Linked DNA regions of Homo sapiens: region 1 is linked to region 2. The links are chromatin contacts, found by Hi-C in ENCODE. All regions are on one chromosome and are shown on one strand. The core of a region is the stretch at or near the end of the contact, and the rest is flanking DNA. Distances in the headings are between cores, read along the strand shown. Region 1 overlaps LOC105377529 (a long non-coding RNA gene). Region 2 overlaps PALLD (palladin, cytoskeletal associated protein).

Evidence for each region. Hi-C counts contacts between places; a loop is a spot of excess contacts on that map. Pooled maps may share reads with other maps.
Region 1: a map with no recorded cell type shows a loop between it and region 2 (4-fold over the local background). The contact joins two enhancer-like sites. A Hi-C loop is called at or near these places in 2 of 37 single-sample maps with no recorded cell type and 1 of 50 pooled maps.

The regions. Positions count from the first base shown.
Region 1 is chr4:169,290,623-169,298,425 of GRCh38, forward strand. All of the region lies in intron 2 of LOC105377529 (a long non-coding RNA gene), which reads right to left. Among named protein-coding and RNA genes, the nearest start is that of SH3RF1, 24 kb to the left of the region's middle. RefSeq lists enhancers at 2,707-2,776, 2,787-2,906. Within about 2 kb of position 2,914, at least 3 of the 41 ENCODE cell types and tissues checked have a DNase peak (open chromatin) inside an H3K27ac peak, as active enhancers do.
Region 2 is chr4:168,719,901-168,727,240 of GRCh38, forward strand. The region is part of intron 10 of PALLD (palladin, cytoskeletal associated protein); the gene reads left to right. Among named protein-coding and RNA genes, the nearest start is that of PALLD-AS1, 75 kb to the left of the region's middle. Within about 2 kb of position 3,236, at least 5 of the 41 ENCODE cell types and tissues checked have a DNase peak (open chromatin) inside an H3K27ac peak, as active enhancers do.

The sequences.
Region 1 (7,803 bases), core at 1,664-4,163, 570 kb after region 2:
GTAATATGTGTTTGGGTTTTGATTTTTAAATCACACCGTCAGTTGCCACTAGTTATTATCCTACTACTTTCTGATATTAAAGTTGTAGTTAGAAATCTAAAGCCAGTCTTAATCTTTTTCTATGTAAACAATTTGTTCTTTCTATCTAGAAGACTGTAGAACTTTGTCATTACCCTTGGAATTACAACACAGTAATGGAATCTCTAGTGTGTTCCGGTTTTCATCCCCTGTTCCTTGAAACTCAAAGAATTCTGAGGATGAAACTCTTTCTTTAGCTCTGTAAAATTTTCTTCACCTGTTTGTTTAAATATTGTCTCTCCTCCTTCGATTGCTTTACTCTTCTGAAATTCCTATTTATTTACAAGTTACAACTTCTAGATCCATCTTCTGGTTCCTTTATATTTGCTTTTTTGATGTCTGACTTTAAATGTTTGCTTTTTTGAGAGATTTCTTTCCCTTGTACTTCCAGACCTCTGTTCACTTCTCAATAGTTACCATACACTTTTTCAGTACATCTGCTATATTTTTAAACTTAAAAAATCATGTTCTTGAGTTCCAGTTTAACGCTGTAATTGAAGCTCCTCAATTGCACTAATTACTTTTTCTGTTCAAGTTGCCATGCCCTTTTTCAGCAGTTCTATTTTGCTGGCAACCGCCATTTCTGGATGCTCTGCTCACTCTTCCCCATTCTGGCTTTGTTGTTCCTTTGCCTATGTTATTCACCTGGGGCCAGGTCTTCAGCAGCAGCTATCTCTTGAGTACAGGAGGCTCCATGGTCTCTGATCCTGTAGACAGACAAGTCCTCAGCTGGAAAATGCTTATCTTATCTTCTCTGCTCCCCAGTTTCCTTAGCTACAAAGGTTAATTTTCTCTTAGTTGTAAAGATACAAAGTCTTTTTTTTTTGTTTAAATTTTAAAAATAATTGAGATGGAGTCTCGCCATGTTGCCCAGGCTGTTCTCAAACTCCTGAACTCAAGCAATCTACCCGCCTCAGCCTCCTAAAGTGCTGGGATTACAGGTGTGAGCCACCAAGCTTGGCCAAAGATACAAAGTCTTATTTCATTCGCCACTCCTTGAGGGCCAGAGAGACCAGCAAGTCCTTCTAGGTATAGTTGTGTCAGCTGTAGGCTGGGTTGCTGGGTAGAATATATTACATGGGACAGACTTACATAAAAAGAATTATTCATTATTGATCTAAAATTCAATTTTTGTTTTGTTTTGTTTTTGAGACAGGGTCTCACTCTGTCACCCAGGCTGGAGTGCTGGAGTGCAATCAGAACTCACAGCAGCCTTGACCTCTTGGGCTCAAGCAATCCCTTATCCTCAGCTCCCTGGAGTAGCTGGGATTATAGGTACGCACCACCATGCCTGGCTAATTTTTGTATTTTTTGTGGAGATGGGGTTTCCCTTTGTCGCCCAGGCTGGTGAAGTTGGAATTTAGCTGTGTGTTCTTTCTCTCTTTTGGGTAAATTTGGCTGCCCTAAGGCCAGGCGTGTTGGCTCATACCTGTAATCCCAGCAATTTGAGAGACTGAGGTGGGCGGATCACTTGAGGTCAGGAATTCAAGACCATCTTGGCCAACATTGTAAAACCCCCGTCTCTACTAAAAATACAAAAATTAGCCGGGCGTGGTGGCAGTTGCCTGTAACCCCAGCTACTTGGGAGGCTGAGGCGTGAGAATCACTTGAACCCTGGAGGCGGAGGATCAGTGAGCCCGAGATCACACCACTGAACTCCAGCCTGGGCAACAGAAAGAGACTGTCTCAAAAAAAAGAAAAAAAAATTGGTCTGCACTGATCAGCTGGGTTGTTCTCCTTCTTGTCTTTTCTCTTGTCTATGGATCCCATGGGCCAAGCTCTCTTCAGTAACCTCAGAGCTCTGACCCTTGCCTCAAGGTACCTCTCAGGCCCCAAGCTCTCTCTGGCCTGAAGGATGCTCCGGCCCAGGTCCAGTACAGGCCCTCTCTGTATTGAATCCCCACAGCACCTAAAACCCTGCATGCCCTTCCTTCTGCCTCCTAGGCTCCATTTGAGAAGGAGTTACAGTTACATGGAGCTGGGAGAGGAAAAGGAGACACAGAGGTGCACGTTAGGTAGCTGTGGTAGAATATGTGAGGAAAATGATTCTTAGAGCCAGCTAACCTATCATTTAAGTAGGAAGACGGGCAAAAATATTTCCAGACCTGAAAACCCTCAGAAATCCTCTTTCTCGAGTATTTTTATGAATAGGTAATGTGAAGATGTCCTCAAGCAAACAAGAGAGTAAAACAAGAAAGAAGAAAATGTGAGCACTAAGAAAAAGTCAATCCCGGCAGGGAGCACAGTGCGGGGCCGTTCCCGAGTATGAGCGGTGCAGCAGGCCTGGAGAGGAGCCAGGTCAACCGGAGCACACGCACAGAACTCCAGAAGGGAGGGGGCCGCAGACGAAACAGCGCACGGGAGGGAACGGAAGAACCTAAGGATGGGATCAAAGAGAGGCAATCTGAGTCCTTCCAGTCAACTTTTATTTGAGATGTGATAGGATCATTCAGGGCCGATCACATCAGGGATCCCACTCAAAATGTACCGTATTTAGGTTCATATCCCCAGGGCCAAGTTGAAATCAAACCAATCTCTGAATAACGATATAGGATATATGTAAAAGGCCAATGAATGCGATACACTCTGCTCAAATTCAGACACCTGAGGTCTCAAAATAACTCATTTCAAAACTTGGATTCCCACTTTTGTCCTGCCTCCATTCATTCTACCTAAAGAAAACCAAACTAAAAAATAGGCTTGTGGTTCCAGTCTAGCTTATAAGAAGTTGCTACTGTTTCCCACCACAAATAAAATGCAGAACAAACTGAAAAATCAACAATTCTATTCTTAGATCCATAAGAGAAGTGAAGTCACAGGGCAAACCGCTGCCCCCATAATGGAGCAACTGAGCGGAAACCCACAAGCTGAAACCTCTCAGGAACCTGTGTTGGGGAAGGGAAACCTGAATTGCAACTGATGAATTGCTGGAGGCTCAGTGTGGACAAGTTTGAGAGATATTAATAAATATTCCAGGGGACTGAGTCCCCCTCCAGGAGCTCAAACAGTTCCTCGCAGTGAATATTGGAGACGAATCCTCTCCTTCTGGCATGGGGAGGAGAAAAGGAACCATTTTGAAATACGCCAGAAAACTGTGTTCTTAACAATGCCTGCCCTCAGGAGAAACTATTTAACCAGAGCCTAACCTGCTGGGGTTTCATCAGACCCTAACTGACCCAGGGAAAATAAATGCCCAACTCCAACCCACTCTAGCCATTCAGTCCACCTGTGCAGGGTGGGAACTGAGACACATCTGTGAAGTTCACAGTCCAGAGGCACAGGCTGCCTAAAGAACAGATACCTAATTGTGAAATTATAGAACACTTCCCCACCCCAACACCATACCACCACATTACTAAAGGCTAATCGACAGCAGTTCCTTTTAACCAGTGCCTCATGTCCAGCTATCAAGAAAAAATTACAAGACATATTGAAAGGCAAAAATGTAGTTTGAAGAGACAGAGAAAGCCTGAGAACCAGCCTAAAATATGTCAGGGATGGTGGAATTATTAGGCTGGAAATTTAAAACAACTATTATTAACATGCTTAGGGCTGTAATGGATAAAGTAGACAGCATGCAAGAACAGATGGGCAATGTAAGCAGAGGGATGGAAATCCCAAGAAAGAACCAAAAATAAATGCTAGAGCTCAAAAGCAGTGTAATCAGAATGAAGAATGTGTCTGATGGCTTATTAGCAGACTGCACACAGCCGAAAAAGAATCTGTAAACTTGAAGATACCTCAGTAGAAACCTCCCAGACTAAAGAGCAAACAGAAAAAGAAGACTGAAAAAAAAAACAAAAAACCAGAACAGAATATCCGAAAAGAGTGGGACATACACAAATGGAAACACCAGAAGGAAAAGAATGAGAGAAAGGAACAGAAGAAATATTTGAATAGCAATGATTGAGAATTTCCCCCAAATTGTCTTCAGTCACCAAACCATAGATTGAAAAAGCTCAGGGAACACAAAACAAGATAAATTCCAAAAGAAAACTCTACCTAGGCATATCATTTTTAGACTAGAAAATCAGAGGTAAAGAAAAAATATCCTAAAAGAAGCCAGAGAGAAAAAACTTTGCCTATAAAGGAGCAAAGATAAGAATTATATGTGACTTCTCAGAAACCATGCAGGCAAGTAGAAAGTGGAATGAAATACTTAGCGTGGATGGAAAAAAACACCACAAACCTAGAATTCTGTGCCCTGTGAAATTATCCTTCAAAAGGTGAGGAGAAATTAAAGCTTTCTCAGACAGACAGAAATTGAGGGAAATTGTTGCCAGTATACATCCTTGGCCAGAAATGTTAAAAGAAGATCTTCAGAGAGAAGAAAAATGATACAGGTCTGAAACTACCATCTACATAAGTAAAGGAAGAGCATCAAGGAAGGAATAAGTAAGGGAAAGAAAATTTTTATTTTTCTTGTTCTTAATTATCTAACAACAGTTTGTTCAACATAATAATAGCAACAATGTATTCAATTATATATACATACAGATTCCAGAGAAATTAAAAGAATAATCAAGCAATACTTTGAATAACTCTGTGTCCACAGATTTGATAACCTAGATGAAATGGGGATAATTCCTTCAAAGATCCAGTCTGCCAAAAGTCATACAACAAGAAACAATCTTAATAGGCCTATACCTCTTGAAGAAATTGAATTAATTAATTAATAACTTTTCAAAATAGAAAGCACCAGGGCCAGATGGGTTTATGAGTGAATTCTACCAAACATTTAATAAGGAAATTATATCACTTCTCTACAAACTCTTTCAAAAGATAGAAGCAGAGGGATTACTTCTTAACTCATTTTACGAGGCCTGCATTATTCTAGTACCAAAACCAGACAAAGGTATTAGAAGAAAACTACAGACCAATATTTCTCAAGAATGTGGTTGCAAAAATCCTAAAATATTAGCAAATCAAATCCAATGTTATATTAAAAGAATTACATACCACAACCAAATCGGAGCTATCCCAGGTATGTAAGACTGATTCAACATTTGAAAATCAGTTAATGCAATCCATCACATCAACAAGCAAAGAAGAAAAATCATATGATTATATCAACAGATGCAGAAGAAACATTGGATAAGATCCAAGACCATTTCATGATAAAGACTCTCAATAAAGTAGGAAAGAGTGAAACTTCCTCAACTTGATAAAGAATATCTACAAAAGACCTACAGCTAACATCATACTAAGTGGTGAGAAACAAGAAGCTTTCCCACTAAGATCAGCAACAAGGCAAGGACATCTCCTCTCTCACTACTGCTTTTCAGCATCATAATGGAAGTCCCACCTAATGCAATAAGTCAAGAAAAGGAACTAAAAGTATACCAATTGGAAAAAAAGAAATAGAACTGTCTTTGTTCACAGATGACATGATTGTCTATGTAGAAAAAAAAATGACCAAAAAAAAAACTCTCCACAAAGCCCTGGAACTACTAAGTGATTATAGCAAGGTTGCAGAATGCAAAGTTAATGAAAAATTCAATCACTTTCCCATTTACTGACAATAAACAAGTGGAATTTCAACTAAAACAATGCAATATCATTTACTTTAGGACCCCTAAAAATGAAATACTTCGTTAGAAATCTAAAAAAATATGTTCAAGACCTATATGAGGAAGACTAGAAACCTCTGATGAAAAAAACAAGACCAACTGAATAAATGGAGAGACATTTCATGTTCATGGATAGGAGAACTCAACATTGTCAAGATGTCAGTTCTTTACAACTTGATCTATAAATTCAACATAATCCCAATCAAAATCCAAATAAGTTGTTTTGTGGATATCCAACAAACTTATTCTAAAGTTTATATGGAGAGGCAAAAGCCCCAGAATTACCAACATAATATTGAAGGAGAGCAAATTTGGAGAACTGACATTATGTAAGTTTAAGACCTACTATAAGCTACAGTAACCAAGACAGTGTGGTATTTGTGAAAGAATAAACAAATAGATCAATGGAACAGAAAAGCCCTAAAATATACACACATAAATATAGTCAAGTGATCTTTCACAAAGGAGCAATGATAATACAATGGAGAAAAGACAGGTTTTTCAACAAATGCTGCTGGAATGAGTAGACATACACATGCCAGAAAAAAAAAAAAAAAAAAAAAAACCTGGCCGGGTGCAGTGGCTCATACTTGTAACCCAGCACTTTGGGAGGCTGAGGTGGGTGGATCACAAGGTCAGGAGTTCAAGACCACCCTGACCGACATGGTGAAACCCTGTCTCTACTAAAAATACAAAAATTAGCTGGGACTGGTGTCATGCACCTGTAATCCCAGCTACTCAGGAGGCGGAGGCAAGAGAATCACTTGAACCTGGGAGGTGGAGGTTTCAGTGAGCCAAGATCATGCCACTACACTCCAGCCTAGGTGACAAAGCGAGACTCTGTCTCAAAAAAAACAAAAATGAAAACAAAAACAAACAAAAAACCTAGACACAGACCTTATACCCTTTACAAAAATTAGTTCAAACTACATCACAGAGCTAAATATAAAACACAGAAATGAGTGGCTGAATGGATTAAAAAAAAAAAAAGACCCAACAATCTGTTGCCTACAAGAAACACACTTCATATATAAAAACACTCAAAGACTGAAAATAAAGGGATGGAAAAAGATATTCCATGCAAATGTAAACCAAAGAAGAGCAGAAGAAGCTATGCTTATGTGACACAAAATAGATTTTCAAGACAAAAACTATAAAAAGAGACAAAAGTCATTACATACTGATAAAGGGGTCAATTCAGCAAAAGGATATAACAATTTTAAATATGTATACACCCAACACTGGAGCATCCAGATATATAAAAACAAATATTATTAGAGCTAAAAAGACAAATAGACCTCAATACAATAATATCTAGAGACTTCGACACCCCACTTTCAGCATTGAATAGATCATCCAGACAGAAAATCAACAAGGAAACATCTGACTTAATCTTCAGTATAGACCAAATGGACCTAATCAATATCTACAGAACACTTTATCCAATGGCTGCAGAATACACATTCTTCTCCTCAGCACACGGATCATTCTCAAGGATATGCCAGATGTTAGACCACAAAACAAGTCTTTAAAAATTAAAAAAAAAATTGGCCGGGTGCGGTGGCTCACGCCTGTAATCCCAGCACTTTGGGAGGCCGAGGCAGGTGAATCACAAGGTTAGGAGTTCGAGATCAGCCTGATCAACACAGTGAAACCCCATCTCTACTGATATAAAGTACAAAAATTAGCCAGGCATGGTGGCATATGCCTATAATCCCAGCTACTTAGGAGGCTGAGGCAGGAGAATCACTTGAACCTGGGAGGCGGAGGTTGCAGTGAGCTGAGATCGCGCCACTGCACTCCAGCCTGGGTGACAGAGCAAGACTCTGTCTCAAAAAAAAAAAAAAAAAATTTAAAAATTGAAATTATATCAAGTATCTTTTCTGACTACAATGGAATAAGACTAGAAATAAATAACAAGAGGAATTCTGGAAACTATACAAATACATGGAAATTAAACAATATGCTCCTGAATGACCAGTGAGTCAATGAAGAAATTAAGAAAGAAATTTAAAATTTTTTTGAAATAAATGATAATGGAAACACAACATGCCAAAACCTATGAGATACAGCAAAAGCAGTACTGAGAGAAAAGTTTACAACGATAAGCACCTATATCAGAAAAGTAGAAAAAAAATAAATAAACAACCTAATG
Region 2 (7,340 bases), core at 1,986-4,485:
GACATGATCTTGTTCCTTTATATGGCTGCATAGTATTCCATTGTGTATATGTACCACATTTTCTTTATCCAGTCTACCATTGATGGGCATTAGGTTGATTCCATGTCTGTGCTGTTCTGAATAGTAGAACACCATTCATCCCCTCACTGTTAGTTGAACATCTGCAAAATGCTGGGTAATGTGGGGTGCTGAAAACACAAAGATGAAAGAGACAAGAGCAGTACCTTTGAATAATCTATAACCTGGTTATCTCTACGATGATTTTGGCAAGAACGTGCAGATGCATACACATATACACAAAATGCTGCACATCTTTCAGCATCATACAAATTTTGTAGAAGAATGGCCAATCCCTAAATTAGATTCAGTGCAACCCAAATGCCTTCTCTTCCCACTTTAATGTTTGAAAGATACATCATTCAGTTTTTGATTCTGAAGATTTAATATGCACCAGCTTTTGTTTCTGGTTAAGTGATTTTCATTATCCTCGAAGGCTAGTCAAATAACAAAGCAATTTAGTAATGGCAAAAGCATAAAGTGTGGACCAGAGGGGTCTTCAAAATATTAGGGAAGATAGAGCAGAAAACCATTTTTTTCAGTTTGTTGTTATAAAATTATACACACACTCTGAGTCACCAAACACATTGGAGGTTGATAAGGAACATAGGAGTAGTCACGGGTCCTAATTCTGCAGTACGTGGCTATGCGGGTATGAACTCTTCATAAATACAATGTGATGATGACTTTGCATTTGCATTTCTCTTCCTCCTTTCTCTCACTCCCAGTCTTAGATACCCGATTGTTCCATAAATCTTGTCTTAAGAGAAAGGCATATCCTATAAACTCATTCATGTGAAGGTATTTGCATTAGCAGTGTTGGTCTTGGATCACTTTGCAAACAACCCTTCCCTGAAAATGAGAAGTCCAATCAAGGAGCTTCCTGAAGTATAAAACTTTTTTAACTAAGTAATAACATTTAGGTGCATTCATCCTCATGATTTTTTAATGTAAATACTGGCTCTGACACAGTGCCACATTCTTAGATATTAGGCTAATTGTGCTTTGCTGTGCCAGTCTCTTGGTGAATGTAATGTTTAATTACATTTCCAGAAGAAAGCTGAGTTCTATTTTTATGATTAGGAGTTTTATTTGATGTCTGAAATATAATTGGAAATACTTGCAGATACCCTATCTGTGTTTGAAGTGGCACTCAATCATCCATAAGAAATACCATATGTCCATTTCAAATATTAGGTGTTTTACATGAAGGAATACATGATGATAACAATATTTCTTCAACATATCTTCATTTTACCTAAGTGCGTAGGAGAGCTCTTTTAGTAATTACAAAGTAAGGTGAAAATAGTCATCCCTACTGGGTAGAGACCTTTTATTTTAAAAGGGGGAGTGGCTAAGCTCAGAGATAAGATGGAGCCACATATGAACAATATGCTCATAGATAAAGCTATGAATTTGATGGAAAATATGAACAATATAGTGTTAAGTGAAAATAGACAAAATGATATATGTAACTTAATGTCAATTTTATGAAAAAATAAAAAATAATACACTTTAACCAACTAAAATGTATATTATATATTAGAAGAAAATACACCAAAGTGTAACCAGTGGTTCTTTGAGTGCTGGAAATTTGGGCAGATTATATCTTCTCATTAACTATTCCTGATTTTCCAACTTTTTGACATAATGCTTTTATAATTACAAAGTATTATTTTAAAATAAATAGGTACTTTTGATCCTTTCTCTTCCATCCTCCTTCCTCCATTAAACTTCAGTTCATTTGACTGTTCATCATGGATGCTTCTTGTTAAATAATAGTTGCTTGCTAAGTAAGCTTAATTTTGAGCACATTCAGAAGTGGAATGCTCTGGCACTGAATGTTCTCACCTCCCGTGTGGGATCTCCTTCTAGAAACCAATGACCTTCAGGATTCCATCTGGATTTTTAGAACTCTTCCTAGGAATCCTTCCCCAGAAAATGTCCTATATTCCAAAATAACTTTACTCCTCCACAAACACTGTTTTCCAACAACACCTGCCCCCACCAAACAAAACTCTTATCCCTTTAATTGTACATCTCAGGTGTTTAAATGAATATGATATGAATAAGCTATTTATGTATATATGTATGTATGTATTTTCAAGCCAGGGTCTCACTCTGCCACCCAGGCTGGAGTGCAGTGGTCTGTCACAGCTCATTGCAACCTTGACCTCCCTGGGCTCAGGTGATCCTCCTGCCTCAGCCTCCCAAGTAGCTGGGACTACAAGTGCACAACACCACACCCAGCTATTTTTTTTATTTTTTGTAGAGATGGAGTTTTGCCATTGTTGCCCAGCCAGGTCTCAAGCAATCTGCCTGCCTTGGCCTCTCAAAGTGTTGAGATTATGAGACGTGAGCCACCACACCTGGCCAATTTTAAAGTTAAAAGTAAACCAAATACTTTAAAGACCAACATTTACAGTATAATCCATACAAGGCCTTCCACAGAAAGTAGGATGAAAACTTTACCCTCAGAGACAATGGTGAAGGAGAAAAGATGCAATGAAGGCAAGACTAAGATTCCAATTCAAATAACAATAATGTCAGGAAAGTATGCGATGAAGGCATCTGCTGAAAGAGGAAAGACAGTTGTGGTAACTGTGGGTAATATTACAAAGCACGAAAAGGGTGGAGAACTAAGAGAGAGAAAGAATACCAAAAAAGGAATGTGTATATTTCCTGGCAATCAAGAGAACCCATTTGAATTTCAAGAGTGTAAACCCACATTCAATTCAGTGAGCATGGTTTCATGACTTTATTTCAGCAATAATGAGCACTGTGAAGGTAGAAACAGGACATATGTCTTTGGCAGTACTGGCACAGTGGGATGTTATGGTATTTAATTAGATGATCCTTGAGAAACATTACTGAGATTATCAGCCAAGCCGTGTGTAGGTTCAGAAAAGGAAACAGATTCAACAAGATTAAGGCTTGAGGGGAAAAGAGAAAGGAATCAAGAAAATGGAAGTTATACCAAGAATGAAAATGGGGAGTGTCAGATGAGAAAATATGGAGAGGGAGCAGTGGTTGTGATCAAAGAGAGGATTCTGAAAGTTTAAAAAACTTAAACTCTTTCCAAGTGATAAAAGAATGTAAGATGCATCTGTTCGAGTGGATAGTTTAAGTGGAAGTTAAGGTCGCAGGAGCAGAGGAAGTGGTCAGGGAACCATGAAGCCAGGATGTTAGAAGGAACATTAACATGGATGGTGGCCAACAGTGATGGCAGAAAACCAAATGCTAAATAGTAAAGTCACTGAGAAAAGTGAGGAAATGACCAAGGTTGTTGGTGACAAGCAGGGAAGACAGAATGACTGTAGGTGGAGTGCACCAACTTCAAAAGAGGAACAGATATTTCGTAGTGATGGCAAAACTCTTCTGAGAGTTGCCTTGGGAAACAAGGACCCTGCAGAACCCTCCTTGCTCAGAAGGATACTGAGGAGGCTGGAGACATCATCAGGGACAGCCAGACTTCAGTTAAGACAAAGCATTTCTAAGGAAAAGGTTTGAGGAAGCAGAGTTTGGTTAGAAACAGCCAAGGAATCCCATAGGCAATAGAAGAGATCTAGAAAAGGGATTCAAGGGAGAATTGGAGAAGGAAGATGAGGAGGAAGAAAGCTATAGTGCAGAGTTTTGCACTACGAACCTCTGGATGCTAGAGCAGATACAGAAATTCTGTGTCAGCATTCCTACTGTGTTGTGCTAGAGCACACTACTCTGTACCATCTGATGCTGAGAAGCAAAAGCATCGTCCTGAGGATCACTTGCTGCTATTTCATGAAGAGTGACTAAGATTACTTGCAGTTGGAAGGAAATAGAGCCATTTCCAATATAATTACTACTTACTTTTTAGCCTCCTATTTATTTTAGTTACGTGGTAGCACCATGATCCATTTTGTGGTTACTAACCTCTAAGTACGACTTTGAGTTGGGCTTTTTTTTTTTTTTTTTTTTCTGGTGGAGTCTCACTCTGTTGCCAGGCTGGAGTGCAGTGGTGTGATGTCAGCTCACTGCAACCTCTGCCTGCGAGGTTCAAGCAATTCTCCTGCCTCAGCCTCCCGAATAGCTGGGATTACAGGCACGTGCCACCGTGCCCAGCTAATTTTTTTGTATTTCTAGTAGAGACAGGGTTTCACCACGTTGACCAGGATGGTCTTGATCTCTTGACCTCGTGTTGAATTGGGTTTTTATTGAACAAGCCCAATTCCTCATTTGTGTATTTTAAAATGATTGTTCTCAACTAATGACTCTCTAATTCATATTTGCTTAATTTCATTTTATGTTTACAACTTTTACTACTAGAGAATTTATTTTTGTCTACTACAGGCTGAAATACATTAGGTTGACAATTTTTTTACCATTGATTTATTTTTTCTGCAAATGTGTGAGTTTTTCATTCATACTAATACATCACCTAATAGTGAGAACATTAGTTACAGGGAGGTTTATTTTAATTGGTTTCTATTACAAGTATGAAACCAGAGAGTTCATTTTCTCAACAAATCTGAGAGTGATTGTTTCCTTACCTGACTAAAGTGATGATTACACAAACCTTGTGGATGACAGTGGAGTCAATGTGGTTTTTAAAAAACCTTTTCCATATGTGACAAGGAATTAGATAGTATGTCATTTGATTTTAAGAATGATGAACATATTAAATTGATTCTGTCAAATGTAGATTTTTCTAAAATAAGTTGGCTGGATAAATCACGTCAATTTGAACACACACATCTTTGCTTCATTATTCAAAGAGAAACCATAATTACGATCAGAACCTCAGATTTTGCTCTAGGAGCATACCAGGTTCATGCCTTCCAACCTCTGTATGTGAAGGTTTCCTGGTAGGATGATACTGGCTCCTCTTGCCCAAGGCTGTCATGAGGATGCACACTCACTGCAAGGGTTTTTTATGGTGCTGAGAGGAAAGGCCTTCATAAATATGTACATTTACTTAATTTCTGTATCTACATTCCCACTGTGTTTTCCTAGAGCTCACTACTGTACACCATCTCGACTCTGAAGCCCTGGGAATGTCTGCTCTATGCTCTGCTCCATTTCACAATGTTCTTTAGGTCTGTTTTGTTATTTAAATGTAATGATGTATGTATCCACAATAGGTAGCATTTGAGAGACTCCAGCTGTGAGCCTCTGGATGTGAAGCTAGTGAAACAATTGAATGACTAACAGTTGAATGCCTAGCCAAATATTTTCACTTCACTTTATATGTCAGCAATGGAAAAGAGTAGGTGTAGCCATCGACTCTTCTTTTCGCTCAGAGAAGTTTATAAATAGGTCAAAAATGGGTAATTATATGCCTCAGCTACAATTTCAAACTTCTGCTTTCCTAGTAATTGCCATTAAATGAGTAAGTTGTAAAAGATTTCTGGAAAGACCACAAATATTTTCTTTTCCTTGTTTCTTTGTTAAAATAGTTCATATACCATCTGGTTTCGGGGATGTATCATTATGCTCAATGTTTGAAACAAAAAAACCCTAAAAGACATAAAAGGTGGCTTGAGTACAATGCAGTGAAAAAGAACAATATATTTTATTCTCTTTAATTTCTTTTTTTTTTTTTTTTTTTTTTGAGATGGAGTCTTGCTCTGTTGCCCAGGCTGGAGTGCAGTGGTGCGATCTCTGCTCACTGCAAGCTCCGCCTCCCGGGTTCACGCCATTCTCCTGCCTCAGCCTCCCGAGTAGCTGGGACTACAGGCACCTGCCACCACGCCCGGCTAATTTTTTGTATTTTTAGTACAGACGGGGTTTCACCATGTTGGCCAGGATGGTCTCGATTTCCTGACCTCATGATCCGCCCGCCTCGGCCTCCCAAAGTGCTGGGATTACAGGCGTGAGCCACCACACCCAGCCTGTTCTCTTTAATTTCTAAAATAAAGTTTTAGAAAAAACTAAAACTCTAAAAAGAGTAGCTTAGTCTTCCAAACAGTGCTAGTTACAGGGGCAAATTCTTGCTCCAGGTGACTGTTTTTATGTGCCTTCCCTTCCCTCATAGCCACTGCTTTCTTCAAAGGGCATCCTCTAACTCAAATGTGAAATATTCATGTGTATTTTTATTCTATCACAAAACAATTTTACACAGATAGGATTACTCATGATGAAGCATTCTAGAACAACAGCAAGAGTTTCACTTCATGTTTGTTGTAATTATTCTATCTTTGAAAAGCAGAAATATATGTGGTTATTATCATAATTAAGACTTCCTGATACTGAACAGCTGCCTTACTGGAGAGAAATGTTAGGAATTTTTTATTTTTACTAAAAACTGTCAGAAGTTTCTAAAAGGAATTAGATGAATCCTGAAGGTCCTGTAACTTGAAAAGTTGATTTACGCTGAGGACCCCATTTTCATCAAGGTATCAACTAGAGAGAAACTTGTATTTTTCTTATTTTGCATTACAATAATGCATCTTGCTTTTCTTTTTTATGAAGTGTTCACTTTATTTTTATTACTCCAGGTACCCAGGATCATTCATGCTCTCTTCTTTAAGGTGTTGTACACCTTGTGTTCAGTAGACATTTTTAATTTTTTTCTTCTCTGAGACAAGGTCTCACTCTGTTGTCCATGCCTGGCTAATTTTTTTCTTTTTTGTAGAGACAGGGTCTTGCTTTGTTGCCCAGGCTGGTTTCAAACTCCTGGCTTCAAGCGATCCTCTAGCCTTAGCCTTCCAAAGTGTTGAGATTATAGGCATGAGCCACCACACTCAGCCCAGGGTTCAGCAGACACTTTGAGAGGTCAGATAGAGTTCATCCTTCAGGCAGATGAGATGCTGTCCCTTTAAAAAAAAAAAATCAACTTCTATTTTAGATATAGGGGATACATGTGCAGGTTTGCTACATGGGTATATTATACCCATGTAGTGAATGTAGTATCCAATAGGTAGTTTTTCAACCCACAGCCTCCTCCCTTTCTTCTCCTTCTGGTAGTTAGCAGTGTCTGTCATTTCTACGTTTATGTCCATGTGTGCTCAATGTTTAGCTCTCACTTGTGAGAACATGCAGTATTTGGTTTTCCATCCCTGCATTAATTTGCTTAGGATTATGGCCTCCAGCTCCATCCACATTACTGCAAAGTACATGATTTCATTCTTTTATATGGCTGCATAGTATTACATGATGTATATGTACCACATTGTCTTTATCCAGTTGACCACTGATGGGCACCTAGGTTGACTCTATGTCTTTGCTACTATGAATAGTGCTACAGTGAACATACTAGTGCATGTGTCTTCTTGGTATAATGATCTATTTTCCTTTGGGTATATACC